Regions from separate parts of the Mus musculus genome. Here region 2 is linked to region 1. Evidence: chromatin loops called from intact Hi-C (ENCODE). Cell type or tissue: gastrocnemius. All regions are shown on one strand. Links, peaks and the distances in the headings refer to the core of each region. The heading gives the core; the rest is flanking DNA.

Region 1 (11,401 bases), core at 1,531-9,530:
GCCAGCACATTGGCCTACAATGAGAAGTGATGTATCCACTACCCCTATAGAAACAACAGCATCAACTGGGTCAGATGGGGTGTACAGCAGCCAGAGGAATGATTTTGCTGATGGCAATTTTATTAAACTAAACTGTGGTAAATCCCACAGCTTATGCCATTTACTGGCTTAGGTTATAGGTTCCTGGTTATAGAGGAAGGAGTCTTAGATCTGCTGACACAGTAGTTTCCCCAAATCCAGGCTACATTCAAATGCTAAAAAGACCCCTTTTTGTGAAAATTGGTTTTTCTCCTTTGACCAAATAAGTCGGGAAGATAGCACTCAAGACTTTTGCTGAAAATGCCTCTGCCTGGTGAATCTTCTCACCTGCTCACCAAATGCCTGTGTTTAATCAGATCCCCGGAGCTAACCCGAAGATTCTGGTTCAGTGTATGTACAAAGAGGCTCAAGAATCTAGTATGTGCATAATATATATACTTTTTAATTTTAAAATTTTTTATATTTAAGTTTTATTTATGTAGTTTAGGAACATGGGTGCTCTATTTGCTTGTATGCCTATATGACAGAAGAGGCATCAGAGAGAAGAGGGCGTCAGATCCCATTACAGATGGTTGTGAACCACCACATGGTTGCTGGGAATTGAACTCAGGACCTTTGGAAGAACAGCCAGTGTTCTCAACCTCAGAGCCATCTCTCCAGCCCATAATATATACTTTTAAGTCCCATGAAGTTCTCATCACAGTCCATTGAAAAGCACCACCATGGCACCCTTTCTATGCTGTGTGGAGATTTTGATTTTAGCAGGTTCACTGACAGTAAAATTGGGAGCCAAGTCTCCACAGTTCACAGTTACTGCTGTGAAGCTGACTCTCCGCCCAGGAATCCACGGTCAGATGGGATTAATTGGCATTCACTGCTGCTGACATGAAGCCGGCTCGTGGTAACAGGGAGAATCCTTGGCTTTGCCTCTAAAACCTTTTGTCCTTCATCCCCTAAGCAGCCCCAGTCCTGGAAACCTCATTGAATCTGCCCAACACTGAAAACTTAGCAAACCTAGGAGCGACCCTTAATAGATATCCCCACAAAAGGCTTTCTCTCACCCTCTTCTTGCTTTTGGCTACAAACAGCCAGAGACCAACTGGACTTGTATAAACTGAAGAAATGTCCAGGCAGGTGGTAATCAGGTGTGGTTTAGTCCAGTGTCTTCCTGGATGTGTTATCAACATCTTCACTCTGGTGCCACAGGTGGTAGTGGAGAGGGTTACAGCAGAGGCCAGAGCCATCTCACTCAGTAGAATAAGAAAGCAGGATTTGTTTTGTTTTGTTTTGTTTTGTTTGTGTTTAGGGTTGTTGTTGTTTTTTTCTTTTTCTTTTTTCTTTTTTCTTTCTCCTGTGGTGGGTAGTGTCATTGGTTTTTTTGTTTTGTTTTGTTTTGTTTTTTGTTTTTGTTTTGTTTTTGTTTTAGCTTTTTTGTTTGGGGTTTGGTTTATTTATTTGTTTGTTTAGTTTGTCTCATTCATAAAACTGTCAAATCCACAGAGAAACAAACCAGAAGTCTGCCTCAGGTGTACTTCCTCAGAACACCATTGGCCACCCATCTTGTTTTGTTTTTGAGACAACATCGCTCACTGGTCTGGAACTCACCAATTTGGCAAAGCTGGCTAGCCAGCAAGCCCCAGGAATTTGTCCATCTGAACCTCCCAGCCCTGGGATTGAAAGAATATTGCCCACCCCTGGCTTTTTTAACAAGGGTTTGTTCTAAGGAGTCAAAGTCATGTGCTAACACTTGCAAGGCAAGCACTTCACTGAATAAGCCCACTTCCCACCCCAAATTAAGTGTTTAAGTAAACTAATGGATTCTGTGTCCCTATATTCAGAGCATTGCTCTATAATTCTCTTTCATGATTAGCAATGCAGCTTTTAAAAGAAAACCACCTGAAAAACATAAGCAGCTAAAAACAATCATTCACTGGGCAAACATATGCCAACTCTCACTATCGGAGTCCAGAATCAATTCTATTCTCACAGAGGGGGAAAAAACCTCATAGCCAACAGGAATTGGAAGTAAACTATCACACGAGGCAATCACACCAGAAAAACTGGTTCCTAAATAAACATCCAATGCTCTGCACCTCAAATCCAATACCAACGAGAATCATCTCCTATATTCAGTATAGACACCGAAACACCTCCATAGGAGAACTGAGCTGCAACCAACAAGCTAGTCCAGTAGGTGAAGCTCCTGCCACCAGGCCTGATGACCTGAATTTGATCCCCAGTACACGTAGTGGATAGGACAGAACTCCCACATGCTATCCTCTGACTTCCACACCTGCTCCCTGGCAAGCATTTGTATGTGCACTTGCATGTGCTCTCTCTCTCTCTCTCTCTCTCTCTCTCTCTCACACACACACACACACACACACACACACACATACACTGTTTAAAAGAAATGACTTACGAGCTTATGCTCCACTCCAGGGCTGTAAGGAAATAGTCCTAGGAAAATAGCAAACGTGTTTACCCTGTGTGATTACCCTGTTACCTTAATAAGGAGCAGTATTATGTTGTTTCGAATAAAGTACCACCAACAAGGTCTGTCTGTGTCCTCCAGCCAGACTTATTAGCGGAAGGTAGGTTTCAAAGACTACTTCGGTCATTACAAATGACAACCTGCGCAACAGAGAAACATATATCCAAGACACACACACACACTTCACCAATGAAGTAAAAGAGGAAGCTGCTTAGGACTGATAGTTAATCTGTCCTCATCTGTCAACTTGGTTAGACTGGAAGGAGGATTAATAGATCACATCTCTATAAGCATCCAGGAGGGTGGTGTTCTGGCTTTCCTGGATCACAACGGCTCTGATCTAATGAATGGCATAACACATTGACAGATTCAAAACTGGAATAGACTGTTGAGAAGGAGAAGCCTGGGTAGAGGAGGTGTGTCCTTGAAGGGTGTATCTTGATCTTGGCCTCTTCCCGATCCTCCTCTTTGTTCCTGGTCTCCATCGGGTGAACAGGAGGGTTCCCCTACCATCCTCCTCTTCCGTGATGCTTCTGCCTTCCCCCAGGCCTGAAAGCAAAGGAGGAGTCATCTGGCCATGGACTAAAACCTTGACCCAAAATGAATCCTTCGTCTGGGTGGTGATCTTCTCAGGATGTTGTCATGACAACAGAAGTGTGACGAATACGGATCCCATTATATGACAGAGTCTCCTGTCCCCCCTGCAACTGTCCAAGTGCTGAAGAAATGTAGGCATGAGTGTTCCTCATAGGTAAACAGACTAGAAGGAAGAGAAGATGCCCTTCGTGAAGGGATGGAGTTAGAAGAAGGGGCCAGTGCTTATAAAGCATAAGTATCACTATGGTACCTTTAGGAAGAAAGAAAGGAGGAAGAGGGGGAAGGGGTCCTTTCAAATTTAGCCTACAAAATGTTTTCACAATGTACTTAAACTACTTATTTAAGATGTGACTGGCCCATGCTTACAGGATATAGGATAATTACAAGTTTAAAGCCAGACTAGGCTACCTAGTAAGACCCTGTCTCAAAAATATTTCTAAGTTTTCATTTAAAAACATGCTTCATAATCCCACTTAACATTATATGTGGTATAATTTCTCCTAAACTATAAGTATCCATGTGGGAAAATACTATTATTGTGCAAACACATTACAATTGACATCTGTTAAGGATGACAAGAAAAGCCGAGACATGTAGGACCACACATGTACTCTTGGCTGTGGTCAGCAAGCCCTAAGCTGTGGATTTGATTTCCTGAGGACAGGGACCAGTTCATACTCATGTCATTGGATTGGAATGAATCCCTCCTACTGAACTAGGTCTCGGTCACACAACCGTGAGCAGACAGCAGCTCCCAGCACGCAGCTTGCATTCCACCGGTGGGGTCACCACAAAAAAAAACAGCATCAAAACAATGTTTAAGTGTCAAAGAGAAAACAAACATCTGACACAGAAATGGAAAGTTGAGGTTCCAACCTGCGTCAGCTACACATTCACGGGAACCCAGTCTGAGGAAGTGGCATTTGTCACTTAAGCAAAAAAAAAAAAAAAAAAAAAAAAAACAACTAAAGGGGTGAGGAGCTAAGCCAGCAAAAATATAGGAAGCATGCAGAGGTTTTGAAATTATGTAAAGACCAAACTTGTTTTGAGCAGGACAGCCAACCTGCACATCAGAGTCAGGGGATACACAGATGAACGAGGTTCTCTGACAAGGCTCAGTTAGCCAGGACATGTGAGAATGTGCGCTTATGGCCTGAGTTCAAAGAGCCTTGGCTTGTGCTTTGAAAGGACCACTCCTACAACTTCGTGGAAGGATGCAGATGGAAGAGTAAGAGACGAACAGGGACAAGAGTAAAGACAAGCTCGGCAAAGATCACAGTTCTTATATCGAAGCGGAGGTAATGGTAAGTAGCGGTGTGTGCGCAAGTTGCAAATAATTTCAGTGGGGCTGGGCAGACAACTCAGTTGGTAAAGTGCCTGTCTTCAAAGCATGAGGACGTGAGTTCAACCCTGAGCATCTATGTAAAAAGAAGCCAGGCATAATGACCTGCATCCCCAGGCCCAGGGAGACAGAAACAGGACAATCCTTGAGCTATAGGGCCTGTCAGTCTACCTATAATTGGTGAGCTTTAAGTTCAGCGAGAGACTCTGTCTTTAAAAATAAACAAGTAAATTAATGGAGGGGCTGTAGAGATGCCTCAGCAGGTAAAATCAACTGTTGCTCCCACAGAGGACCAGGGTTTAGTTCCCAACACTCACATGGTGGCTCACAAACCATTGTAACTCCAGTTCCAAGGGATCCCTTGCTGTCTTCTGACTTCTGAGGACACCAGGCGTGCGAGTGGTATACATACATACATTCCAGCAAAACACTCATGCACATAAAAGATAAAATAAGTAAATCTAAAGAAATTAAAGTGAAGGATGACTGAAGACGCCGAAGGTCAACCTCCAGTCTGTAGGGCATATGGGGCCTTGTTACCAGAGAGCCAGAAGAATAGTAAGGGTGAATGAGTCAAACCCTTGGAATCTCAGAATTGAGAGCAGCTGGCATGAAGCCATTCCCTCCCTGCCTCTACCAGCTCTGGAACACGTAACCCCGACAGCCCAGTGAGGACCATGGCACTATGCTAATGAGGAATCCAGATAACGCCAATGGTAGGCGCTCATCTAACAGGAACAAGCCACTGGGTTTAGTTCAGAGCACTTAACAAAAAGAAAAAAATAGGTAACCTTTGGCCAACATGTCGGAGCATACCTATAATCCCAGCACTAGAGAAGATGAGTTAGGAGGATCTCGGGCCAATGTGTCCTATTGTACATAGCCAAACCCTGTCTTGATGAAAACAAAACTAAACAAAAACCCTTGGGTGCAGAGTTGATGAGTTGCCTTGAGGACCAAAAGCAGGAAGTGAAGCGTAGGGCTCAGCTGTGATTCCTACTTCTCCAGCATCAGCAATTACATATCCAAGTGCAAAGTCAAGTCAGCATCGAGGCCGTGGGTCTCAGCATGCCTAACGCTCTGGCCCCTTAATGCAGCTTTTCGTGTAGTGGTGACCCAACCATAAAATTATTTCATTACTCCTTCACAACTGTCATTTTGCTGCTTAATGAATGAGTCTTAGTGTAAATATCTGTGTTTTCCAATGGTCTTAAGGCAACCCCTGTGAAACGACTGGTCAACCCCCAGGTTGAGAAAGCTGATTAAAGCCTGAAAAAGAAAAGTCAGGGCTGCAACCTAAGTACGGTGCCATCAATAAACACTCACAGAATGGAGGTTAGAACATACATGGAACTTGGAATATCTGCTCTGCCAGATCCTTGGGGAAAACGCTGGAGCCTAGGTTTCACTTCTGTAGAACAGGGATTCTTAACACCTAATCTTTCGTCAGATTGTCTAAGAGCAAAAGCCAGCAAACATCGTCCATAAAGAGAGGAAAAGAACACATCTTGGCTTCTGTCACAAGTGCTTCCTCAGATGGGTTTAAAAGGATGTGGATGCAGCTCGGTTGGGAGATTTCCCTAGGGTGTTTGATACCCATTGATGGCTCACACCAAAAGCCCAGTCCTGGGGAGGGAAAGACAAGAAAATCGGGAGTTCAAAATGTGTTAGAGGTCAGCCTAGACTATGGGACCTTCTGTTTCGTGATTTCACTCCATTGTTAATTATTAAAATTAACAATCACAAATTTAGATATCCTCTGAAATTTCCAAGAGAGCCATTCTATGTCAATTATTTCCCAGATTCCATGATCAAATATAAACTATTTGTTGGTAAGTTTTATTTCTGCAACTATTAATGCATTTTGTTATCTCAACAGAAAGCAATGAACAGATTTTATTATCTCAAGAGAGAGGTGGAAGACACCCAGAGGCCCGTCTGTCACGTGACTGTGCTGGATCGATGGGACCGCAAGAGAAGGCGAACAGTTTGAGCATAATAAGGAGAGGCAGAATTGGAGACGAGAGGATGGAGCCTGATGTGAGTCCTGCCACCTAAGGCCATGGTGAAGTCCTAGCCAGTGCTGCCACTGATGACCATGTCTGGATCCAAGGCTGTGCGGCAGTAGGGGTCTATGTCAATGTCGGTGGCAAATAATTCCACCAAAGTCTATGAAAATGCCTCTGGTCTGCTGCCTGGGACTATATTGGCGTTCCAGGGCTGAGCAGAGCTGGCCCCACCCCCTTGAAGTCAGCAGCTCTCCTGGGAGCGGGCCCTTCACCTCATCCAGCAAGAAGCAACAGGGTCGAGCAGACCCGGGGGGGGGGGGGGGGGGGGGGTCTGGGGAAGAGGGGAGGGCCAACAGCGTGAGCTCTCAGGAGAGCTGACCTCACCACTCCTCTGTAGTGTGGTGATGTCATGGGTTTGGGAGAAATGCCACCATCCACCATCCACCACCACCACCACCCCACGTGTGCCAGGCAGGAGAAATGGCCCTGGGGTCATGCGAAAAGGAGAGCTGACCCCGCCTCTCCCCAGCGGCAGCTCTCAGGAAAGCCAGGCCTGCACCTCACCTAGCCTCGGTAGACAGTAGAGCTGGTTCTGGTGGAGTGGGGCACAGGTGAGCTGGCCCTAAAAGCGCGAGAGTGGGAGAGCTGTCCCAGCCCCTTGCCAGCTGGGGCACTGGGTGAGCTTAACTAGGGCAGTAGTGCTCCAGAGCTTCCCGCAGTGGTGTGGGTGCACGGGAGCTGGCGAGCTGACCTGCTCCCCTACCATCCAGGCCCAGATCCAGGGCTTTGTGTTGGCCCAAGCCAGCATCTACTTCATCTATGAAGTACTGAAGTGGGTGCAGGAGCTGGTCCTAAAGACGCAAAGCTGCAGGATCTCTGTCACACAGGGTGACAACAGGATGTCCAAAGGGAGCCCCGTGATGATCTAGTACTGAGAGTAGAAGCCTTAGGCCTCAAACTAGAGCATTATTGAACATTTGCAAGTAAAGGCATGTGGACCAAAGGGTATACTGTGGACACACCGTGACACACCGCAGCTTCAAGAGTGAGATTTCTTTGGTTTGTTTCTTTATTATTTTATTTAATTATTTTTTGGATTGTTTTTGATTTATTTAATTTTTTTTTTTTAATTTTATTTTCAGGGAAGGTTGTGAGGGTGGAGGGTGGATACGAAGAAACACGGAGATGAGCTGGATTGGGGTACATGATGTGAAATTCATGAAGAATCAATAGAAACTAGAGAAGATCTGTCCCTGTAACCTGACTCTAATTAGACAAAAGAATTTGTGAAAAAGTTAGACAGGGATTCAGGTTCACCAGTACATGTAGGCTCAGAGGGCCTATTTATATTGACATAAATACACCCATAAACTCAGCATAAATATTTTTACAAATTTAATAAGCACATTTAACTGAGGACATTCTAATATAAATAAGAAGAAGCAACAACATATAGAACATAAGGTCTATAATTCAAACATGCAAAAACTAACTTCGGGTTGCATCTCAGAGCAGCAGATTCAAAAAGACCCAGTAAAATCTGCCTGGAGTGCAGTTGGCTTCTAGCACTACATGTCTGTGAACCTCTGAAAAGTAATTAAACCTTTCTACCTTATGTAGAAAAATAATTATACCTCAGGTTTCCCATCTGGGGGTTGGGGATAGTGATATATACCTTTCATGGTTATTATATGTTAAAATGCATATCTAAAAAACTCAACAAGAGCCCAATAACTGTTCTGTGTGTGTGTATGTGTGTGTGTGTGCCTGTGTCTGTGAGTATGCAGTTGAGCTTGCCTTGTTATTACAAATGGAATGCAGTGGTTGCCTTGAGTACACATCTATTGCTTTCCACTGGGGGATGGGGATGGTAATAGATTCTCTCACTGAACCTGGAGCTGGCAATTTCAGCTACACTGGCTGAACGTTGAGGCTCCCTAAGTTCTGTCTATCTCACGCCTTCAGCATGCTCAGATACCTTGTGGATGTTAGGGATTTGAACTCACGTCTTCCTGTGTGCTCAACAAGCACTTTACCCATAGAGCCACCCCAGCCCATCATTCACTTTTAAGGAAATAACTTAAAGACATACGGAGGTGGACAAACGCCTGCATGACATTCATGTCACATTAGAAACCTGAGGTAATGAGCCAGGGGCATCCACAGCTAACAAGGCCAGCAAGCTACCAAACTTGTATTAGTATTTTATGTAAACAACACTTCAAGCAAGTTATCCTGAATATAACATCAAAATGCATCCTAACTTAACAAAGTGGTGGTGGCACACTCCTTGAATCCTAGCTCTCAGAACAAAGAGGAAGGCTTGTCCCTGTGAGTTCAAGGCCAGCCTAGTCTACTGAGTGAGTTCCAAGACAGCCAGGGCTACACAGAGAAACCCTGTCTCAAAATTAATTAATTAATTCACTGTGCCTCCTAACTGATTTGTCACTCATTTCATAGTGGGGTATATGGGACCTTAATGAAACGGGACACTAAAACAATCACCCGAATTTTTTACTTTTAAATTTGTATTGTTATTGCCTTTGAGTATGTGTCTGTGTAGGGGTATTGCACATGAATTCAGACCGAGGCCAAAAGTGTTGATTCCCTTGAGATAGGAGTCGCAGGTGGCTAAGAGCCACCTATGATGTGCGTGCTGGAAACCAAGCTCAGGTCCTCTAGAAGAGCAGTGTGTGCTCTTAACCTCTGGGCCCAGGTCTGGAGTGGAAGCCAGTGTTTTAACAAGACAGTTACCTTAAAAGAGGGGAAGGAAGAGGAGATGGGTACAGAAATGGAATACACAAGGCCCTTCTAACAATTTCCAGACTGCCCATCCTCTTACTATGTCCCACAGCTGAATTCCTTTTCAGCCTGACTGTCTGCACGGCTGACCTATAAGACTTGCTGAGACGTTTCATACTCTACCTTTTGTTTCAGAAACAAGCGACACACTAGATAATCGGGGAGGGGGGAGGGAGGGAGCTGGAGGGGTCACTGACATCATCGGTGTCCTCATGAAGCAATTATTTCACTCAGTCCACGGATGGGAGAAAATAGCACTTGACTGGAGTTTGTCTTGCTGGATGCTATTGTTTATCAGGATGTAAATAAGGAACGTCTCGGTTTTTGTACAAACGAACATAATTAGACACTGCAATGTATCCCTCATCTCACCTGACCACCCAGGAGAACAAGTACGAGCCCTCTGTCCCATCTCCACGACTGAATGCTTTCGGCTGGGAAACTTCTCATTCCAGCACCTCCACGGGCTTAAGATGCCTGTGAGTGAGGACAGAAGCCAGGAAGCTGAGAAATGAAAAGTTTCTGTCAAATCCTCTGCAATCGGATCTTACTTCTCGTCTTCCTTTAAATCTTTAGCTCTGGGAAAGACTCTGAAAGCAAGCAAGAGTGAAGAACTGGCCACATCGCCTACCAAATGAGACATAGAGCTCCCGATTCTGTAGTCTGGGTACCAGGGAAAGAGTGAGACTCAGAAGTAGGAAGATCTGTTACGTATCCCCTTCCAGTGGACAGACACATGCTCCTACTCCAGAGCCTGCAGTTTCCAATCAGGAAACTGGTCCAGAATGGCTGTGGTGTTTTGGATAGGTCCCCGTCATAAGAAGGCTGGCGCTACCTTGAAACTGAGCAGCACTATGGATAGGTGTTTGTCTTTTCCCAGATATGGTAGATCTTCCAGGGAGTCAAGCCAGGTTAGTATCCACCTCAGGCCAACAAGGATGAGTGTCCTAGTTAAGGTAACTATGGCTGCAATGAAACACCATGACCAGAAGCAAGTTGGGGAGCAAAGGGTTTATTCAGTTTACACATCCACATCACTGCTCATTGTCGAAGAAGTCAGGACAGGAGCTCAAGCAGGGCAGGAACCTGGAGGCAGGAGCTGATGCAGAGGCGGTGGATGGGTGCTGCTTACTGGCTTGCTCAGCCTGCTTTCTTATAGAACCTAGGACCACCACATCAGAGGTGGCACCACCCATGATGGGCTGGGCCCTCCCCCATCACTCACTAAGAAAATGCCCTACAGGCTTGCCTATAGCACGATCTTATGGTGGCCTTTTCTCAATTGAGGCTCCCTTCTCTCACATGATTTCAGCTTGTGTCAAGTTGACACAAAGCTAGCCAGCTCAAGGAGGAAACAAAAAGTGCTTACAGCAAACAACTAAAAACATCTCTGTGTTTGAAGATGTAGCTCAGTGGTAGAATGCTTGCCTAGTATATATAAGGTCCTGAGTTGAAGACCCAGTGCATACATACACACACACACACACACACACACACACACACACACACGCAATACACTAATAATAATGATAATAATAAAACAATTTTTTTGCTTTTGAGACAAGATCTCTCTACATAGTGCTGGCTATCCTGAAACTCACTACGCAGAATAGGCAGGCCTTGAATTCACAGATTATCTGCCTGCCTTTTCCTCCTGCTTGCTGGGGTTAAAGGTATGTGCCACTATATCTGGCTAATAAAATACATTTTAAAAAGAATTCTGGCATGTCATTAGTCACAATGCAGTGTTCAAAACCTTTCATATCTTTGTAAAAACTTTTTAAAGAAGCTGGCATGGTGGAGCATAGCTATAATCCTAGCTCTCAGGAGGCAGAGGCAGGTGGATCTCTATGAGTTCGAAGCCTCCCTGGTCTACCAAAGAGTTCCAGGCAATCCAAGGCTACATAGTGAGACCCTGTCTCAAAAGAAAACAAAATATTAAAAAAAGCTTTGATTTGGGGGTGGATGGAGATATTGCTCAATAACTGGAGCACCAGCTGTTTCATTTCCCATCACCAACATGGAGGCCTAACACCATCTTTTACTCTAGTTCTAGGAGGCCCTCTTTTGGCCTCTGCAGGCGCTAGGCACGTAAATGGTGCACATATATACATGCAG
Region 2 (10,596 bases), core at 855-8,854, 50 kb after region 1:
AGTGTGGACTCTGGTGTGACTATAACTACAATTGTCTAGCGAGAACTCTTCCCTGGGACCGAGTTCACCGGCTTAGCCTGACTTAAGGAGGGTGGAGCCTTTTTAAAATCTCTGCTATTACTCCAAATTTCAGCAGCAACTTCTCATCCTGTCTTCTCTTCTGTTGACACCAGATGCATTCTGCAGAGAATATCCACACTGATTTTTATTCTCCTGCCAATATTTTATTTAGGAGAAAAAAAAAAAACCTTGAAAATATTTTCATACAAGTTGCAAATAATAACATGCCACCCACATTTACCAACGGTTACAGCTTTACTGTACAAATGTGCTTAACGATTTTTTCTTAAATAAATGAGCGCTTGTCTCCTAAGAACACTCTAACCAAGAGGAACACTCCTCCATTGTTGGTGGGATTGCAAGCTTGTACAACCACTCTGGAAATCAGTCTGGCGGTTCCTCAGAAAATTGGACATAGTACTACCGGAAGTTCCCGCAATACCTCTCCTGGTCATATATCCAGAAGATGTCCCAACCGGTAAGAAGGACACATGCTCCACTATGTTCATAGCAGCCTTATTTATAATAGCCAGAAGCTGGAAAGAACCCAGATGCCCCTCAACAGAGGAATGGATACAGAAAATGTGGTACATTTACACAATGGAGTACTACTCAGCTATTAAAAAGAATGAATTTATGAAATTCCTAGGCAAATGGATGGACCTGGAGGGCATCATCCTGAGTGAGGTAACCCAATCACAAAAGAACTCAAATGATATGTACTCACTGATAAGTGGATATTAGCCCAGAAACTTAGAATACCCAAGATATAAGATACAATTTATGAAACTCAAGAAGAAAGAAGACCAAAGTGTGGACACTTTGCCCCTTCTTAGAAATGGGAACAAAACACCCATGGAAGGAGTTACAGAGACAAAGTTTGGAGCAGAGACAAAAGGATGGACCATCTAGAGACTGCCATATCCAGGGATCCATCCCATAATCAGCCTCCAAACGCTGACATCATTGCATTCACTAGCAAGATTTTGCTGAAAGGACCCAGATATAGCTGTCTCTTGTGAGACTATGCCGGGGCCTAGCAAACACAGAAGTGGATGCTCACAGTCAGCTATTGGAGGGATCACAGGGTTCCCAATGGAGGAGCTAGAGAAAGTACCCAAGGAGCTAAAGGGGTCTACAACTTTATAGGTTTAACAACAATATGAACTAACCAGTACCCTGGAGCTCATGTCTCTAGCCGCATATGTATCAGAAGATGGCCTAGTCGGCCATCACTGGAAAGAGAGGCCCATTGGACATGCAAACTTTATATGCCTCAGTACAGGGGAATGCCAGGGCCAAAAAGTGGGGGGGAGTGGGGGGGAGGGTATGGGGGACTTTTGGGATAGCATTGGAAATGTAAATGAGGAAAATACCTAATAAAATATATGTATATATATATATATAAAAGAACACTCTAACCATAAGTCTGGAAACTCAACATCAATCCAAGTAAGGCATGTAAATAGCTGGTGCTTCCTCAAAGGCTTGGGACAGAATCTGCTTTTCAATTCATTCAAGTTGTTGTTAGGGCTTAATTTCATGCAGGTTCTTATTTTGCTAGTTTTCAAGGATTCTCGGGTTTTAGAGACGATTCATACCCATGTCTTTGTGTCTTCACTGCCATTGCAAAGCCAAATAGTAAAACACGTCTCCCTCATGTTTGCTAATCTAACTAGACAATTTCTCCTTTCCTTTCTTTTACCTACATTCTCTGTTTTTAAGGCTTCAGATGGTTAAGTAATGCGTACTCAAATGATCTAGAATAATTTCCATAGGCATTAAAGTATATAACTGAAATTACATATTCTGAATAATCCCTATATTACAGTTTTGTTGAATAGAGATGTTATCTTTATAGGCTGAACATCTTTAGAGGTCCACTTACCACAAAATAGCTCACTTCGGATTGCTGAACTGTACTAGTTAAAGTACATACAGCAAACACCAAGAACTATGCCATGCATGCTGTAGTTGAAAATCTAAAACAATCTCTAGCCAGTATTATCGGGCTTACTTAAATGTACTAAATAACTTGCAGAAAAGAATCCCTGTATGAGCCGGGCGTGGTGGCGCACGCCTTTAATCCCAGCACTCGGGAGGCAGAGGCAGGTGGATTTCTGAGTTCGAGGCCAGCCTGGTCTACAGAGTGAGTTCCAGGACAGCCAGGGCTATACAGAGAAACACTGTCTCGGAAAAACAAAAACAAAAACAAACAAACAAACAAACACGGACAGACGGAGCTCCATCCCTGGAGGCACATGGCAGAAAAAAAAAAAAAAAAAAAGAATCCCTGTATGAGAGAAAGCCCTCACCCAAAGAAACAGGATAAAAAGATGGAACAGTATTATACATCCAGTTGATCAATACATTACTTCTAGTTATTGGAATATTTTCCTTTTTTAAAAAACGCAGGCTCTCACTATGTAACCCTGGCTGGCCTGCGACTCACTATGAAGACCGAGCTGGTTTCTAACTTACAGAGATTTACCTTCCTTTGCCTCTTGAGTGCTGGAATTAAAGATGTATACCACCATACCACAAACTGCCCCCTTCCCAGCTCCTTGCTGCTGGGAATAGAGAAGACACACATAAACATATAACCCTGAGAGGTCAAAGCTTTTAAATTTAGACTCCATTGTAGAAAACCTGACCTAAGTTTGAATTCAGACAAATTAACAGGCTGGTACCTAACATTAGTTTCCAAGTCAATCCCCAACAAAACCTGAGCCTAGCTCCAATCTCTAGGCTAACCCCCAACACCAGAGTCTCCAAGTATTGCCCCAACAGATTTGCACTCCCAGGTTACAAGCCTACCCCCTGCCTAACGACCACCAATGCAGAGAGAAGCAGCAATTAAGTTTATGATATGACTCCCAGTACCAGCCAATTATGTTAAAGGCCGGGGTAGCTCTCCAATTAGATGCATAAACACCCACGCTCCTGCTTGTAGCTTCCAATAAAGCCTTGCCCTGGTAGATTTTAGGAGCACCCCACCACCAAAACCATCATGTGTGATAGCAGTGCCCTGGGGCTAGGGGGACCTGAGCTAGCTGGAATAAAAAGGCCCTACTGTGGTTGCATTGGATCAGCTCCTGTCTGCTTTGGGACATTTCAACCTTTCCCTGGCACTACACCCCTCACCTGATCTTTACAAAAAATTTCCCAAAGCAGAAAGAACAAATATGTTAAAGTTAACTTCTGTTTACTCTATTTTATGCGAATTTTATTTTATCTTAATTTTTTGAGGCAGGGTCTCACTTTGTAGCCCTTGCTATCCTAGAACTCACTATTTAGACCAGGCTGCCTTATACATCATCACACATGGCCTATGAATTTTTGACAGTTATTATTCAATATGAGCACCCCTTTCTGAAAGTGAAATTCTTGAAAAGAGGCTGTGTCTGCAGAGACAGGTTGGCTGACAAGAATTTCAGTACTGTGGAGAGATTGGAGTGGTGTAGTCCAAAGGCTAATTTACCTTATCTTGATCTAGCTCTAGCCCCCCAAAACAGCCGTTCTCCACCCACTTCTGTGTCAGAATGAACAACTAGTGGCTTGATAAATGGAATCCTTTTAGAATCTATTAACTTAGCACACTGCTAGCTTCCACCAATCCAAAAGCTAAGAATGTCATCAGATAGTATCTTGAGACTATAGAAAAGCTTCTCCCATCTCAATGTCATTGTTGTTGTTGCTGCAGTTGTTGTTGTGTAACTATACAAACTTCATGAAACTTCTTTTACATTGGAACATGGAATTTGGGTTAAGCAAAATCTGTGTTCCAGGGCATGGTCACTCAAAATGGCTACAGAGTTAAAATATCTTTTATTTCCTTTAAGATTAGAGCTGTGTGTGTGTGTGTGTGTGTGTGTACAAGGAGGGAGAGAGAGAGAGAGAGAGAGAGAGAGAGAGAAGAGAAGAGAAGAGAAGAGAAGAGAAGAGAAGAGAAGAGAAGAGAAGAGAAGAGAAGAGAAGAGAAGAGAAGAGATATGTTGGTCCAGACCAGGCCCTCTCCCTTTCCTCCCTCTCTTCCTTCCTTCCTTCCTTCCTTCCTTCCTTCCTTCCTTCCTTCCTTCCTTCCTTCCTTCCTCCCTCCCTCCCTCCCTCCCTCCCTCCCTCCCCCCCCTCCCTCCCTCTCTCTCTCTCTCTCTCTCTCTCTCTCTCTCTCTCTCTCTCTGAAATCAGGCCACATGTTCCTACAGCCTCTCCTCTGGCACAGAGACCTGATTTAAAAATTATCCCATTTGGCCTTGAAGTTCTCTCCTTCCTTGTGCAGCTGTGTGCAAGTTCAGGACAACCTTGAATTGCAAGTTTTCTTTATCTTCCTGCCTTGTGACTCCTGGTACAAAGGCTAGGCCAGGCCTGGTCACATGGTCTGCACCTTATACTCCCTCTGAGCTCTCCCCTCTACAACCTGCTCCTGCAAACCTGTAAGACTCAGAAATATTCCCTTTGTCTAGTGGAAATGAAGGCTCTTCCTCCAAGATCCCATCATGTCTATAGCACGATGATATATCTATGTCATTGCTCTCCCAGTGCAGGACCTCATCGTGACTGACTATGATGAACCTATGACTCTCCTAATATAATTCTTCTGAAGGTCTTCTTTCTAGAAATCCATTTTCTTTTATAAGTTATAATAAACACATGGCAGACTGCTATTTTCAGAACCGACATCTTATAAGATAATAGAATTTACACTCAAGACTTCCACTTATAAAACACAGATTTGGGGGTCTGTGACATGACTCAGTTGGTACAAGAGCTTCCTCCTGAGCCTCTCAACTTGAGTTTGTTCATTGGGACTCATGTAGTGGAAGAAGAGAACTGACTGACTGTCACAAGCTGTTCTCTGACCTCCAAAAGCACAGCCTATGGCGCTAGTGTACTTACACACACATTCACATAATAATAAATTTTTAAAAATGCAGATTTTCATGAAGTTAAGAAAATTGCCATTATATATCCATTGTAATAGCTTTTTAAATTTTATTTTAATACAACAACATCTATGTAAGATGTATAGATCAAAAAGCACTTTGGGAATGTTTTCAATAAGCCCCCTTAGGGTCATGCACTCTTGATGTCATGAAGGTTACAGTGGAATGGAAAAAACACAAAGATATTTCCTTCTGTTTAAGCATTTATTTTAGCTGCTTTTTAAATGCCCAGTGATAGAAATCTGAATCAAACTAGCCTAACCAAAATAGCAGAAATTATTATCTCACAGCTGTGGCCCTGAAGCATAAGGGTGGAACACATTGATGTGCCAAGAGAATTGTGAGACTTGCATAGCAAAAGAGCCCAACCCCTTGGTTCCCACCCGGATTTGGCCTCCTGTTTGTTTCTTGGCTCCATTTTCTTTGTCTTCTCCATTTGTTGTGACAGCAGGAGGATGTGTATGTAGACAGGGACAACCAGTGTCTTTGGCATTACAGCCATGTGACTAATATTCCAAGAGGAAAGAGGACACTGGTCTTGAATCTCAATTCTGGAAAAAAAATGTCTGATGAACATACTGAGTCACACACCCACTCCTTGGACCATTATTAGATGCATTTCTTTTTGCCTGCTTTGTGACACATGTTGTGTCTAGAAAGCATATAATTATGTGATTGTTAAAGTCGATGGTGTACCAGAGATGAGAGATAACACCAGAAGAAAAGATGAGAATGACTCAGCCCAACCTAGGTTAAAAGATTCTAGGGAAACAAAGCCACCAGAGGTCCACTAAAGGTATCTACCATACTGTACTGTAGTATCCTGAACTGTCAGTGTATACAGTCAAAATCCTCGAAGATGTCTGCTTCCTGACCCACAGTCTGGGAATAAGCTACTTTACACCATCCATGGGAATGGAAACTGCCCATCAGCTGCTAACTAGATGTTACTCAGGTGAGAGCCATGTGATGACAAATGCCCTTCATTGGGGAAGATAAAGGTGATGAGCTATAGTCACAGGAAGAGTTTGTCACAGTAAAACAATGTGACAAAGACTCACCTAATTTGCTGGCTTTGTAGACAGGAGCTAAGAGGCAAAGAATGCTGGTAGCTTCCAGAAGACAAAATAGGAAAGAAAATGGATTATATCACATGTATTACAAGATACATGGACACTTCATAGTCCAGCAATATCTATTACAGAATTCGGATCTTCAGTCTATAGTATAGAAGTTAGCCCTGGTTCTTTCACCCAGCCCCATGCTCCCAGAAATAAGACTCAGACTTAAAATATATTTACAAATACCTTGGCCATATAGGTAGGTTCTTCTCTGACTAGATATAACAAGATATCCCATTTATTCTAACCTACGTTTTGCCACATGGCTGGTTACCTGTGCTCAGGCACCATGCATCCGTCTCATCACTATCCCATAATTCTTTCTCTCTCCCAGATGTTCCACCTCTATTTCCTACCTAAGTCATAGGCCATAGGCCATAGGCTTTTTAATTGACAGATAAGGCATCCATACAATACACGATATTCTCTCTACAATCCCCCTTTTAGTTTAATAAAAAGCTTTTAAATATGTATAAATTGAATACAGTTATAATAATTATGAAGCAATTATAAAAACTATATGCTATATGGTATAATATACATTTACAATGTTCAATCCATAGTATTTGGCAGCTTTAGAAACTATTCTATTGGGCTGCAGAGATGGCTCAACAGTTAATAGCACTGACTGCTATTCCAGAGGTCCTGAGTTCAATTCCCAGCAACCACATGTTGGCTCACAACCATCTGTAATGGGGTCTGATGCCCTCTTCTGGTGTGTCTAAAGAAAGTTACAGTGTACATATATACATTAAATAAATAAATAAATCTTTAAAAAAACTATTCTATTATCTATCTTATTTTGGTATGTTTAAGGTTTTGTACTTAACTCAATTTTTATCCTAACTTGCATTACCACCTTTAAAACATCTTCTTAAATCTTAAACACCCTAAGCTTCTAGTAAGACTATAACTCCCTAGTTGTCAACCCCATCAGAGACCTGAGAAGGAATAAACATTACCCAACTCTGCAGGAATTGCTGGGACAAAGCTTCCAAAGATTATAAAAATGACAGCTGACAGCCTGGACAGTCCCCAGTATTGTCTCTGTAACGTTGAAGTGCTCATCTTCAGGCATCTGGCCCAGTATATCTGACAGACATTTTGTAAAGCAGTAATTCGGAAAGGCTTGCTTACCCTGTCATGGTAGAACACAGCAGACAACATCCCTGCATCTGTTTATCCTTTCTGGACAGATTTGTCTGTAGTTGAGGCATGGGCATTTACTTTGTCTAGTGGCTAGCTAGCCATAAATGAATGAACGCCATATGGAGGTTATTGATGTTCATCATCTTCTTTGAAGTAGAATGGCATACTCTCAGGAGCAGCCCTGTCTCATAGTCAAAAGATCTTTTAATAATGAAATAAGTTTAAATGTCATATTCTGTGGATCTCTGAGGTTTTTAAGGACCAACTGTATATCTATAGTAATCTGAATTGTCAAACATTGTATATTCTTAGCTATCTATTATGTGAATAACCTTGAAAATATTTTACTGTAATTAACTAGACCAGTATTTAATGACCATGAGTTTGACTAATTATTAATTTGTATTTCTTAACCATTCATAATAGCTTGTAACTTGTATTTTTTTTTATCATCCCTACCAGTCTGTAATAGCAGCTTTCAAAAGTACTGGGACTTCATATAGCGTCTTTAAGAACGATATAAGTACAATACCTCAAATAAATGTTAAAAACACACCTACAGTATAGAATAGTAAATTCCTGTTGTTTAAGTTAGGAGCTCCAGGGATGCCTCAATTGGTAAAGTCCTTGCTGCATACGCACTGGAACACCTGCTTTTGGATCCCCATTGCCTATGTAACATAGACAGGCACCATAGAACACAGCTGTATCTCCAGCACTTGGAGGCAGAGACAAGAGTATTCCTGGGGCACACTGCCCTATGAGCCAGTCTACTCAAATCTGTGAGGGCCTGGCTCAAAGAGAGATACTGTCTCACAAGCACAGAGGCTAGCAGTTGAGGAAGATATCTGATGATAATCTCTGGTTGACCTCTGACCTCCACAAACACATGCTCAGAGCCCACCAAAGCTACAAAATATTGGTGGGAAGCCAATACAGTGTGATGCATTACTGAAGTGCTGGGGGCTTTAGAGCCACTTAAACCCAAGCTCAGGTCCTTTTCCAATCATTCAGTGGGTGACTTGCTAGACTAGTGCCGCAGACCCTCTGGGCCCCTTTGTCTGTGTGGAACGGGACTCGGGTGGGCAAAGTGTTGGATGAATTGACAGACAGATGCACACAGGTAGCTGAGGGGTTAGCTTTCCTGCCTATAAAGAGAGGGCTGCTAATATCCCTCATAATGTTTTTAGTCAAGTGTGTAAATGAGATCATATACGTAAAGACAGCAAAGTTCCTCCATGCTCCAGGTACTGAAGAAACACTAGGAGTTCTTCTCAACACCGTGCTACTCAACCTTCCAGAGTCTATAAGACATCCAAAACATACATCCTCTTTATTTTAAATGTAAGGAAACCGGAATCTGGGTATGTTAAACAGTATCACTTAGCTCCCAAGTAAAACTTCCAGTAGTATAGCTTAATTTGCAGTTGACATTCTACTTTCAGAGGCCTCCATAGGGATTTCAAACTCCTTGAGTGCCTTCTGGAATCCTCCATTGTTTTTTGGATTGGATATTATATTTCAGGCTATTCAGGGATATGATGTTCATGTGCATAATCAATAGATAACATAAACAAAGACAGGCAGCTCTCCTTAGACTTGATTAGTATTCCTTACATCATAAGGGATTTACAGCTTAAAGAATTCTTAGCTTAAAATTCTTAGCTCTTAAGCCAAATCTGAGCAACCAATATATTAAAACAACAACAAAATAAAGTGAACAGTATTATAGACACAGAAATTTTCCCTGGCCAGTTCAATCATTCACCTAAAACAGTAAGGTCCAAATGTCATCATTTCATTTCCCTTGCTGTGATAAATACTCAGACAAAAGCAACTTAGGGGGAAAGGGTTTGCTTTAGCTTGCAGTTCTGGGTTGCAGTCGATCACCATGGGGAATGATGGAGTGTCCAGAGACCAACACAGCTGGTCACATTGCACCCACAGTGAAGAAAGCAGAGAATTAATTAGTATTAGTAGTCAGCTGACTTTCTCCGTGTGCTTCTCATCCAGAGTCCCTGCCCAAAGAAAGGTGGCCCCCATAGTGGATGGGTCCTCCAACCTTAAGGTAATTAAGGTAACTCCCCCACCCCTAGACTTGGTGAGAGGTCTGACTCCCAGGTGATTCTACATTTTTGTCAAATTGACAATTAAGATGAACCATCACAGTTGTCAACCTTTGGTTAAAGGTTGGTATCTTTGTCTATCGCTCTCCACTGATTTTTTTTTTTTTTTGAGACAGGGTCTCTCATTGAAGACAAAGCTGGCCAGGAAGCTCCAAAGATTGTACTATATGTCTGCCTCTCCAGCACTGGAGTTACAAGTGTACAACACCACACCAAGGGTTTCTGTTTTTGTTTTGCTTTGTTTTGAAACAGGTCTCACTATGTAGTCCTGGGTAGCCTGGAACTAGCTATGTAGACCAGGCTGGCCTCTTCCTCTTAAGTGCTAGAATTAAAGGTTTGGTCTCTCACATCACACCCATTTAAATAACAACAACAACAACAGCAGCAACGACAAAAACCAGGAGTGCTGGGCATTCAAACTCTGGTCTTCATGTTTGCACAACAACATTGTACTCAGTTAGCTGTCCTGGATTCCTAGAATCTCCTTTAAAGGTGACTTGCCTGGCCTGTAGAAACAGAGCCATTTATTGTAGTCATGACCTCTGATCACATGTTGAGAATTATTACCTCATATTGAGCACAGATGTTTTCAGACCAGGTGAGACTGGCGTGTCTTTACTCGCAAGGGTATATTGGCAGTTTGGCAGGACAGCCCAGGATTAGGGCAGATGACAGGGTACTACACGTGCATCAGAATGTCAACTGGGACTATTTCTTATAACAAAAAATAATACAAGTCGGGCAATGGTGGTACTTGCCTTATAGTCCCAGACCTTGGGATGCAGAGGCAGGTAGAGAGCTGTGAGTTCAAGGCCAGCTTGGTCTATAGAGTGACTTTCAGGACTGCAGGGCTACACAGTGAAACCCTGTCTTGAACACACCCGTCCAACAAAAAGAAAAAGAAAAAGAAAAAAAAAAGAACAGTCAAGATGGTGTGTCATGAATGGGCTGTGGTTAAATGGAAATATTGATCTCCTTGGGACAATTAAGACGTGAATCTGGTAATCCCCCCGCCCCTGGCATAATGAATCTTACCTGCTGCTCAAGCTGGTTTCAGATTTGCCATGCTCTTGCTTTAGCATCAAAGTTGCTGGTTACAGGTGCAAGGAACTGCGCCCAAGCTATATTTAATCAATTCTTAAAAGTTTTTTTTTAAGTTCTACATTTAAAAAATCTCAAAAAAAAAGTCCCTGCTCA

Evidence for each region. Hi-C counts contacts between places; a loop is a spot of excess contacts. Peaks named below come from ENCODE experiments on the same cell type or tissue, not always from the same donor. Only the 100,000 strongest peaks of a DNase experiment are listed, where the experiment ranks them.
Region 2: it touches region 1 in a loop (5-fold over the local background); 6 of 42 quality-filtered maps call a loop at or near these places.

The regions. Positions count from the first base shown.
Region 1 is chr14:101,590,394-101,601,794 of GRCm38, forward strand. The region is part of intron 1 of Tbc1d4 (TBC1 domain family, member 4); the gene reads right to left. Among named protein-coding and RNA genes, the nearest start is that of Tbc1d4, 13 kb to the right of the region's middle. In gastrocnemius, for the core only: no CTCF peak of the experiment used is centred there; a DNase peak (open chromatin) is centred at 5,084.
Region 2 is chr14:101,640,752-101,651,347 of GRCm38, forward strand. No RefSeq gene overlaps it. Among named protein-coding and RNA genes, the nearest start is that of Commd6, 5.6 kb to the left of the region's middle. In gastrocnemius, for the core only: no CTCF peak of the experiment used is centred there; a DNase peak (open chromatin) is centred at 5,378.